2 separate regions of the Homo sapiens genome follow, and region 1 is linked to region 2. A link is a contact called in ENCODE Hi-C or POLR2A ChIA-PET data. All regions are on one chromosome and are shown on one strand. The core of a region is the stretch at or near the end of the contact, and the rest is flanking DNA. Distances in the headings are between cores, read along the strand shown. Region 1 holds the start of EPHX1 (epoxide hydrolase 1). Region 2 overlaps LOC102723834 (a long non-coding RNA gene).

What was found. A loop is a pair of places that touch in the nucleus more often than their neighbours do. ChIA-PET counts read pairs that join two places held with the same protein, here RNA polymerase II (POLR2A). Pooled maps may share reads with other maps.
Region 1: a loop to region 2 is called in a map of PC-9, with 11 times the contacts of the local background. The contact joins two enhancer-like sites. A Hi-C loop is called at or near these places in 2 of 168 maps with a recorded cell type or tissue (PC-9 and ascending aorta) and 3 of 50 pooled maps. POLR2A ChIA-PET finds 5 or more read pairs at or near these places in 5 of 52 experiments (BJ, CD4-positive, alpha-beta T cell, MCF 10A and 2 more).

Annotation. Positions count from the first base shown.
Region 1 is chr1:225,810,103-225,815,267 of GRCh38, reverse strand. EPHX1 (epoxide hydrolase 1) reads right to left here and starts at 5,144. Exons shown (of 9, transcript NM_001136018.4): 1 at 5,099-5,144. RefSeq lists a silencer at 4,967-5,165. Within about 2 kb of position 1,832, at least 26 of the 41 ENCODE cell types and tissues checked have a DNase peak (open chromatin) inside an H3K27ac peak, as active enhancers do; they include PC-9 and ascending aorta, where a contact is called at or near this core.
Region 2 is chr1:225,697,890-225,702,364 of GRCh38, reverse strand. It overlaps LOC102723834 (a long non-coding RNA gene), which reads right to left. Exons shown (of 4, transcript XR_426933.4): 2 at 1,259-2,108. Among named protein-coding and RNA genes, the nearest start is that of ENAH, 47 kb to the right of the region's middle. RefSeq lists an enhancer at 1,410-2,609. Within about 2 kb of position 2,089, at least 11 of the 41 ENCODE cell types and tissues checked have a DNase peak (open chromatin) inside an H3K27ac peak, as active enhancers do; they include PC-9 and ascending aorta, where a contact is called at or near this core.

The DNA of each region.
Region 1 (5,165 bases), core at 583-3,082, 110 kb before region 2:
TCTCAAAAAAAAACAAGACAAAAACAACGATGTCCTGACAGGGTATCACTATGACCCGGATAGCAGCCTTCCTGGTAGGGTCTGGAAGTCCTGCCTCAGTGAGGCACACATGGAACCGGAAGAGGGCAGGGTTGCTTCTTCCACCTGGTGGCTGTGCCCCGACCTGGTGGCTACATTTGCTGGGCCCACTGCTGTTTCCCCACAGGAACAACTTGGCAGCAAACAGGTCCTGCCACAGCCAGAAAAACTGGAACGTGGGAAAGTATATTCATTTCCCCCAAAGAGCTGGTAAGAGTCAGTCTTCTCTTATCACTGCAGGATATACCCATACCTGGAAAGATGGCCTTGGGGCTTGGCACTGGGACCAATGTATTTCTCTTACTTTCCTAAAGTCTCTCCGAAATTAGCCAAGTCTCACCAGTTCTAGCAGAAAGAGGGCTACAATTTTGTAGGACCGGAAAGTCACCCCTCAATGCGGCCAGTGTCTCTCGTTCCACAGGGAAAGCAAATTCCCAGGCTGAGTTGCCAGAGGACAAGCTGAGGTGGTGGCCTTTGGTGAGGGCTGGAGGGCCAATGGCTGCCTGCTCCTGGCCTCTCACGGCATGGCTCTCTGACCCTTCAGGGATGCACTGAGACCTCCTGCTCCCGGTCACCAGCCTCCCACAGCCTTCAAGAGTCACAGTCCAGGCTGCTCCTGGACTAAAGCCAGCCAGGCGGGCCCGTGGCAGAGACACTCAGAACACGGCCTAGACTTCAGGATGTGTCTGGGCACCCCCAACCGCTGTGAGGAAGGCTAGAGAAGCCCTGAGCTGTGACACTGGGGTGGGAAGACTTAAACACACCATCTCCCATACTACAACCATCTTAAGAAGAGGTAGTTTTTCTTTTTAAAAATTATTTGAGACAGGGTCTCGCTATGTTGCCCAGGGTGGTCTTGAACTCTTGGGCTCAAGAGATCCTCCTGCCTCAGCTTCCTAAAGTGCTGGGATTACAGGTGTGCTCCACCACTCCCAGCTAATTTATTCTTTATAGAGACGAGGTCTCACTTTGTTGCCCAGGCTGGTCTCAGAACTCCTGGGCTCAAGTGATCCACCCACCTCAGCTTCCCAAAATGCTGGGATTACAGGTGTGCGCCATCTTGCCCAGCCACTTTTTCTGTTTTAAAAAGAATTAAAAATGAAGCTCAGATATGTGAAGTAGTTAATCCAGCTCTTAAGTACCAAAAAGACATTCAAATTCAGTCTCTATTCATCAAACTTCCCAAATGCTAAAGGCAGCAAAAACTCCTGCTCCCGACCTAAGAACAAGGCCTGTGATCCTAGTTTGTGGAGTAGCTGGAGAATTTTCCAGAAGTCTCTTTAACTCCTCAGAGAAAAGAACACTTTCCCCTCTTCTGCAAGCTTGCTCAGTTAGGCCTTGGAGAGCCTAATGGGTGTGGCTGTGCGGGGGCTGGACCATGCACTAAACCACACCCACCCACCAGGCAACAGACGGAAAGACACAGACAGCAGGGCGGGTGGGCATGAGGACTCCACACCAGGTCTCTGAACCCATCTCCTGGAATGCCGTAGGTCAGGCTGTGGCAGTCAAATGGCTGCTTTCTGCTGAGAAAGGATGAACTATGACTTCCCCTGGGAAAGTAAATAAACCTTGACAATAGGGGAGGCTGCTCAGTGTGAGCTTGGTTTGCACAATCGTGTGCTCAGTTATATAACGGAGGATTGGATTGCGCAGTTTTCTCCTTGTTGAGAGGAAGCTCTTCCTGGAGCGCCCACCAGCTCCTCCCTCCTCAGGAGAGGGGTGTGGCTGGATCCTTGGCAACGCTTTGGTCCCCTAACGGGGGAACTGCTGGGGTGCCTTCTCCCTCCTGCAATCCCCACCTTATCCCACAGCCCCTTGGAGACTCTGCTCCTAAGCCACTAGGTCTGGGTCAAGAACCACACACAGGCAGCCCAGGGGGCCAGCTGGGCTGGGCAGTGACCCTCCTGCCTTGACTCAGGGCTCTTGAACTCTTAAGATTTTGCCTCCCCTACCCTGTGGCCAGGGCCTTCACTCTAGTTGAAGTGTCTTCACTGGACCCAGCAGAGGCTACAGGGCCCACTGAGTCCCTTCAAAACTTACTGTTTCCCTCCTACACATTCCTTTCCTGAAATCCCTTCAGACTTTGCCACAGAATCATCACATAGCAGAGCTGCAAGAAGGCCTGCAGATCGCTGAGCCTAACCTCATTTTACAGATGAGGTCCAGAGAGGGGACACATTAATGGCAGAGCTGGGACATGAGCCAAGTCTTTTTTCCAGCCCAATCCTCTTCCCACATCACTGTATTACCTCTCAAAGGAATGAATTGCTGTTGATGGGATTTATGGCCCTAGCAGAGGTGGGTTTTCAGTATGAGATCCTAGGCACCCCTCGAATCACTATCTGTCTATCCCATCTGTGCCCACTCTGTCCCCGAGTGGGTGGGCTTCGAGCTACTTCTTCAGCAGGGGTGACCAGCTCATGCTTGGTCCTCCCTTATTTGGTACACCCAGCTGTGATCCATGTGGTTGAACCTCTTGGCGTAAGAACTGAGAAATGAATCTCGGTAGCCCCTGCTTTCACATGTCTGGGCCTGGGCCAAGATACCAGAACGGGAATCAAGGTGCCAGGTGAGCAATCACCAAGCCTGGGTATCAGGTCGACAGGAGGGGCACTGTGCATTGGTGAACCTGGGCTCCCTGAAAATGCCAGTTATGCTTAAGACATCAGGCAGGAACCAGGACACCCCAGGAGAGTCACTCCACCTCCTGCAGTGGTCAAGATGCCCTTTCTGCAAAGGTCCCTCTGCCCACAGAGCCCTCATTCAGGGCTTCCTGAAGATGTTCCCAGCCGCGTAAGTCCATGCCAGCTAGTGTGCTTCAGGCACAGCTGAGAGGCAGGAGGCATCACGCAGAGAGCATGTGGCTTGTCACAGATGGTGCTGAGGTTCACCCTGGCTGTCTTGCTGAGTAGTTATTTTCTGTGGAAGGTCCTTCCTTTCCTGGAATTGGGAAGAAGGCCGCAGAAAGCTCAGGAGTCCCCTCACTTACAGACTGAGCTAGTTCAGTTTATCCAGTAGGTCACTCATCAGCTTGACCCACACTCTGCAAACACAAACATCAGGCCATTCAAGCTGGGCACACTCCTGCCCCCAGCCTTTGCACCTGCACCCCAGGCAGCAGCTTGGCTGCTCCCTAACTCTTCAGGTCTATGCCAGTGCCACCCTTCAGTGAGGCCTTCCCTTTCCACCTGGCACTCCTCTCCCCTCTTTAAAGTTTTATTTATCTCCATATTACACATCATCTTCTAACATACTTTATAGTTTACAAATGTATTTTGTTTATTATCCCTCTGCCCCTAGAACTGCAAATCCCACGAGGGCATGCTCCCCGCTGTGCCTCAGTTCCACAGTGAGCAGTTCCTAAGTACCGCCCATGCCTCCTCAGCGCCTCCTAGGTGTGGAAATTTGGGAAAGAAAAACTGCTTGGAGAGCACTCGCAGAGTTTTTGCTGCTAAGTCAGACCAAGTGGGGCCAGTGAAAGGCCCCCTATTATCCCCCAAACCTAGCTCCCTGAAGGAGGCAACCGTTACACCAGAAAACAATGTTACTTTCTGGAGAAGTGTGGCTTCCTGAAAATGTTTATTTTAAATTATGCTGGATGCAGAGGAGGCTGCACAGTGGTACCGAAACAGCCACCAACCCCAAGGTCCTCAACAATTTTCCACCAACAGCTCATCAATCCCAGCAAAGGGCTGTCCTGGAAGCGGGCCTGCCAAGTGCATGGGTCCCCCTCACCTCCCACCTCCAGCCACAAGCTGAGCCCTCACAGAACTTCCAGGACAACGAGTGTTGCCTGTAGGGGCGGATCCAGGCTTTGCGGAACCTGAAGTTTAAACAATGGGAGGTGGGCTATGGAGGGGGCATTCAACTTTAAGAAAAAAAAGTCAAAATTAGGATTACAACATTGCTAGGCACCCCACCTCCAAGATCTCGGGAGCCGCCAGGGCAAGGAAGGAGCCAGAAGCTCAGAGAAAACCGACATCTGCCAGGGAGGGAGGCAGGCGGCCACTCGGTCTCCGCGGCGCTTTTGCTCAGGTTGACCACATTCCCTGGCTTCAACTACAAGGTGAACTCCCGGGCAAGTTTCCTGTTCTACAAGAGGAGAGGGCTGGCCTTCAATCCCGAGACCAGAGCGAGGGGGTGCCGGGCGGCGGCTGCGGCAGCAGATGGAGATGAAAGCGCATTTCAACTAAAAGGTGTGATCAGTGTCAGGCCTCTGAGCCGAAGCTAAGCCATCATATCCCCTGTGGCCTGCACCTACACATCCAGATGGCCGGTTCCTGCCTTAACTGATGTCATTCCACCACAAAAGTGAAAATGACCTGTTCCTGCCTTAACTGATGACATTGTCTTGTGAAATTCCTTCTCCTGGCTCATCCTGGCTCAAAAGCTCCCCTACTGAGCACCTTGTGACCCCCCCCACTCTGCCCGCCAGAGAACCCCCCTTTGACTGTAATTTTCCTTTACCTACCCAAATCCTATAAAACGGCCCCACCCCTATCTCCCTTGGCTGACTCTTTTCGGACTCAGCCCGCCTGCACCCAGGTGAAATAAACAGCCATGTTGCTCACACAAAGCCTGTTTGGTGGTCTCTTCACACGGACGCGCATGAAAATCAGTGTTCCGACTTGGGTGACAAATTAAGTGCATTTCACCGCCGAGCGAGCCACGGCCCTGGAAGCAGAGCTCGCCCAGGCCAGGGGACGCGGTGCGCTCTCGGGGTCGCGAGCCTCCCTCCCTGCGGCGTCCGCCCACAGTCTGGGACGCGGAATTCCCTGCGAGAAGTCCGCGGTCGCCTGCAGGCTCCTTCCCCCAGTAGGCGGCACGCGCAGTCTCCTGGCCGGGGCAGGAGCTGGGGGCGGACCAACTACAAGTCCCTCTGCACCCCTGCGGGCCGACCGCAGCCCCGACCCCTCGGCGCCCCGGCCCGCCGCCCACCCCGGCGGCCGAGCCCGCGCGGAGCCCGAACCGCGTCTGCGTCCGGGGAGTGCGGGCCCGGCCGGCCCCGGGCGCTTACGGTCTCGGCTCGCAGGCTCCGGCGGCGGCAGGCGCGCGATCTCTCCGGCTCCCTGGCTCTCCTCGGC
Region 2 (4,475 bases), core at 840-3,339:
TTCATAAAGTTAACATTCTAGCAGGGAAAGCAGAATTGAAACAATTTACTGAGAATTAATTATTTTTTATAATTAATTATAAAAATAAATACCACTGGGCATGGTGGCTCATGCCTGTAATCCCAGCACTTTGCGAGGCCAAAGCAGGTGGATCACCTGACGTCAGGAGTTCAAGACCAGCCTGGCCAACATGGTGAAACTCCATCTCTACTAAAAATACAAAAAAATTAGCCTGGCATGGTGGCGGGCACCTGTAATCCCAGCTACTCGGGAGGCTGAGGCAGAGAATTGCTTGAACCCGGGAGGCGGAGGTTGCAGTGAGCTGAGATCGTGCCACTGCACTCCAGCCTGGGCAACAAAAGTGAAATTCTGTCTCAAAAATAAAATAAAATAAATAAAAATTAAAAATTAATGCTAAAGAGACGATCAGAATACTCAGCGCTCCTATTGGGGTGCCCAAAGCCAGGCTGATGGGTAAAGGAATGCTTCTCTAAGGAACCCTTCATCTTAGAGCTGAAGAATAAGCAGGGGCTGCAAGGCCCCAAATGGGGAAAGAGGGTTCTAGGGAAAAGGAGGGACAGAGAGAGAGCCCTGGAGCAGACAGACACACAGGAGGCTGCTAAAATAGTGTCCTGTAGGTCTCTAGAGCCCATGCCAAGGATGGTGCATTTTATCTCAAGAGCTATGGAAATCTCCTGAAGGATTTTAAGCCAGGGGTGGGCAAAATGGTCAGATTTACCTTTTAAAAATCATACTTTTACTTTCCCAATAATTTAAACACAGCAGATTTTCATAATAATTGTAACACGGAACTAACAATTCATTACAGAGATTTTCGCATGTGAACAAAAAGTTTGGGGCTGCTAATCTATCGCAAGAGTTATTTTTGATTCCCATGGCTCTACAAACACATGATGTAGACAGTCACTTACATCTCCAAAGAGGTCGCTATGCTCCTTCTGCCTCCTCCTCTCAGTCCCTACCATCCTCTAAGTAGCATCTTAAGAAGAGCGGCTGTGTGAGGTATGTGACCAAACTCCACCCACTCCTCTTTTTTGCACTAACAGAACCACAATTTAGTTCAAGCCAGCAATATTCCCAAGAAAAACTCATTTTTAAACCTATTAAAAGTGACCATGTGACACAGTTCTGGCCAATGGGAAGACAGCAGAAATCTGCTGAGGATTCAGGGAAACCTTTTGCTTTCCAGATGAAAGGAAGCCATCTGGCTAGTACAGTCCTGTCCCCTTCTTCCTACCTTAAAAATCAGTCGTGAGTCCCAGAGGTGCTGCAGCCATCTTGCCATCATGAGGCAACAAGCACAAAGATGACAATCCAACATGGTAAGGTTGGTGGGACAGAAAGAAACTGAGTCCTTGAGAACTCGGCCTCTGTCCACTTCTGTTCTTCTTGTTACATGAGAAAAATAAACCCCTATAGGCTGAAGCTGCTGTAAGTCTGGTTTTCTGATGCTTCAAGTTGAAAGTAAGTGAGCTTCCCAATTGGAAATGGATGGTCCACAAAATCAGATCAACTTGCATAGCACAGTATTCTCCCCCCTGCGGCTGTTCCCATCTTTGAACGTTTAGATATTTCAAAGGAAAAAGCCTTTTCTATTATTTCTGACATGGCTTCGCCCTTCTCACCAGGAGCTGTAACGGGATAAGTAGGCTCTGTCACGGGTCCTTTGTTTCCTAAAAGGGGAAGGCCGGAGACGAGGTTTCATGGAAAATGCTGATATACTACACCACATCAGAATGTGCTGTTCTCATTTATTTTTTAATACAAACCCATCTTTGCATGTGGGCACTGGCAAAGAGTTGATGGTTATGAAATGTTGGGCGACAGTGGTAATATGGGAGGTGACACACAGCAAAGGAATCTCGTCTTCAAATTACACAGAACACAAAACCATTGTGGTTCATGACATAGCTCCCACATTCTTTCCGTATTTATCCAACGGGGCTCCAGTGAATTGGATGGTGTCTTCTGTTTGTTTAGTGAGTGTGTAAAACTCCTGGACAGGGTTGTGTGAAGCAATGTGTAAAAGCCACAGTCGCCAGCCTGTTACCGCTACCTTATGTCCATTTTCCTCTGTGCCACGAGCTCTGCGGAGAACCAATGAGAACAGTTGGTACAAAACTCAGGGAAGAAGTTCAGGAAGTAGTTGTCAGAAATGATGCACGCTACAGTTACTATATTCAGTGCCAAAGCAATTCATTTATCTTTACAGACACACACAAGCAGAAAGGGTGAATTCAAAGGTAGTCCTCTGGGCAGAGAAAACATTGCAATTCTAGACACACACTGTCAAGAAGCCCATATGTCTGCAATGTAAAGGGCTTTTTTAAGATTATAAGCTGTCTTTCAAACACAGCAGCTTCTTCTAAAAATAATTCCATTTGATCAGACAAAGTGGGAAGAATGCTACTGGTTGGTATCTCAGGGGCAAAGATAGAATCAAAACAGAGTATAATCTCTCATGCCTACAAAAGGGCCCCAGGAAGGACTATTCATCAAAGAGGAGATGTTTTAAAGGAACACATACACTATGAGAGTGGCCAAAGGAAAATATAAAATGCTGAAATATATGCAAAATGAAGCCTCTGTGGTTTATAATGAGGCTGAAATCTCACTGATGGGGTCTGGCTTAACTCTGAATTAAGAGAATGAAGCTGAAATCCCCATGACCTTGAGGCAGCAGCTGAAGACTTCAATGTATGTACATTTTCGGTCACTCAACTTTTGTAACATCTGGAGCATGATTAATGCTGTGAGGGGTTTAAGAACTTTTATTGGCACTAATAGTCATTGGTTGCCACTAAAAAATGGTCCTGCTGCCAGCAAAACAAATGGTTAGGCATTTAAAGCCCCTATCAGGGTGGAAAAGGGCATTTTGCCAATTTTAGTTTCCTCTTGGAAACCGTGTGGTCAATTTTCCAAACTATGTTTGAACTTCAAAAGTCCATACTTGCTGCACTGGGTTAGATGGGCTTCCTGGTATTTCAAAGAAGTTTACAAAATCTTTGGAAAGTCTAAAAGTTTTAAGATCACAATTTGGAGAAAAAAGAAATATTATCAATAAATGTGCAGAAAAATACCTTAGGAGAATTTAAAATATTAACAGCAGTTACATGTGGAGTAGTAGAATTACTACTTCTTTACACATTTTGCATTTTCCAAAATTTCTATTATAAGCATACATTATTTTTATAATCAAAAGACTTTATAAAGTACTTTTAAGAAGAAAAAAATTGTTTCAAGACTTCCTTCAAAAACCAGGCAGCTTTCTATAAAGAAAAAGGTGTTAGGCCAGACACAGTGGCTCACACCTGTAATCCCAGAATTTTGAGAGGCTGAGGCAGGCGGATCCCTTGAGGTCAGTAGTTCAAGACCAGCCTGGCCAACATGGTGATACCTCGTCTCTACTAAAAATACAAAAATTAGCTGGGCCTGGTGGCACACACCTATAATCCCAGCTACTTGGGAGGCTGAGGCAAGAGAGTCGCTTGAACCCAAGAGGCAAACATTGCAGTGAACCAAACTCATGCCACTGCACTCCAGCCTGGGTGGCAGAGTGAGACACCATCGAAAAAAAAAAAAAAAAAGGAAAAAAAAGAGAAAAGAAAAGAAAAAGGTGAGTTGGATTCCACCTTTGGCACTCACTAGTATGTAACCTTGGTATTAGAGATAAGCATTATATGATTAAATTAAATAGATATAAAGTGCCTGCAGGGGTGCAAGACATATTGTAAATGCTTAATAAATGTGAGTTAGCATCATTATTTCACCTCAAATGAAGTTCAACATTCAAAACAGTATTCAAAGGGCCCCAGGTATAGAATTCTATTCTGATGAGAAATTTATCTGAAAATTTTTTTTGTTTTTTTTTGAGATGGAGTCTCGCTTTTTCACCCAGGCTGGAGTGCAGTGGTGTGATCTTGGCTCACTGCCAGCTCTGCCTCCTGGGTTCAAGCAATTCTGTGCCTCAGCTGGGATTACAGGCGCCCACCACCACACCTGGCTAATTTTTTTGTATTTTTAGTAGGATGGGGTTTCACCATCTTGGCCAGGCTGGTCTTGAACTCCTGACCTCATGATCCACCCACCTCGGCCTCCCAGAGTGATGGGATTACAGGCAGATTTTTTTTTTTTGAGACGGAGTCTCACTCTGTCACCCAGTCTGGAGTGCAATGGCACGATCTCGGCTCACTGCAAGTTCCGCCTCCCGAGTTCATGCCATTCTCCTGCCTCAGCCTCCCGAGCAGCTGGGACTACAGGCACCCGCCACCACGCCCGGCTAATTTTTTGTATTTTTTAGTAGAGACGGGGTTTCACAGTGTTAGCCAGGATGGTCTTGATCTCCTGACCTCGTGATCCGCCCACCTCGGCCTCCCAAAGTGCTGAGATTACACAGGCATGAGCCACCAAGCCCAGCCAACCTGGATTTTTAAAAGGAAGGAAAACTGTCCTGA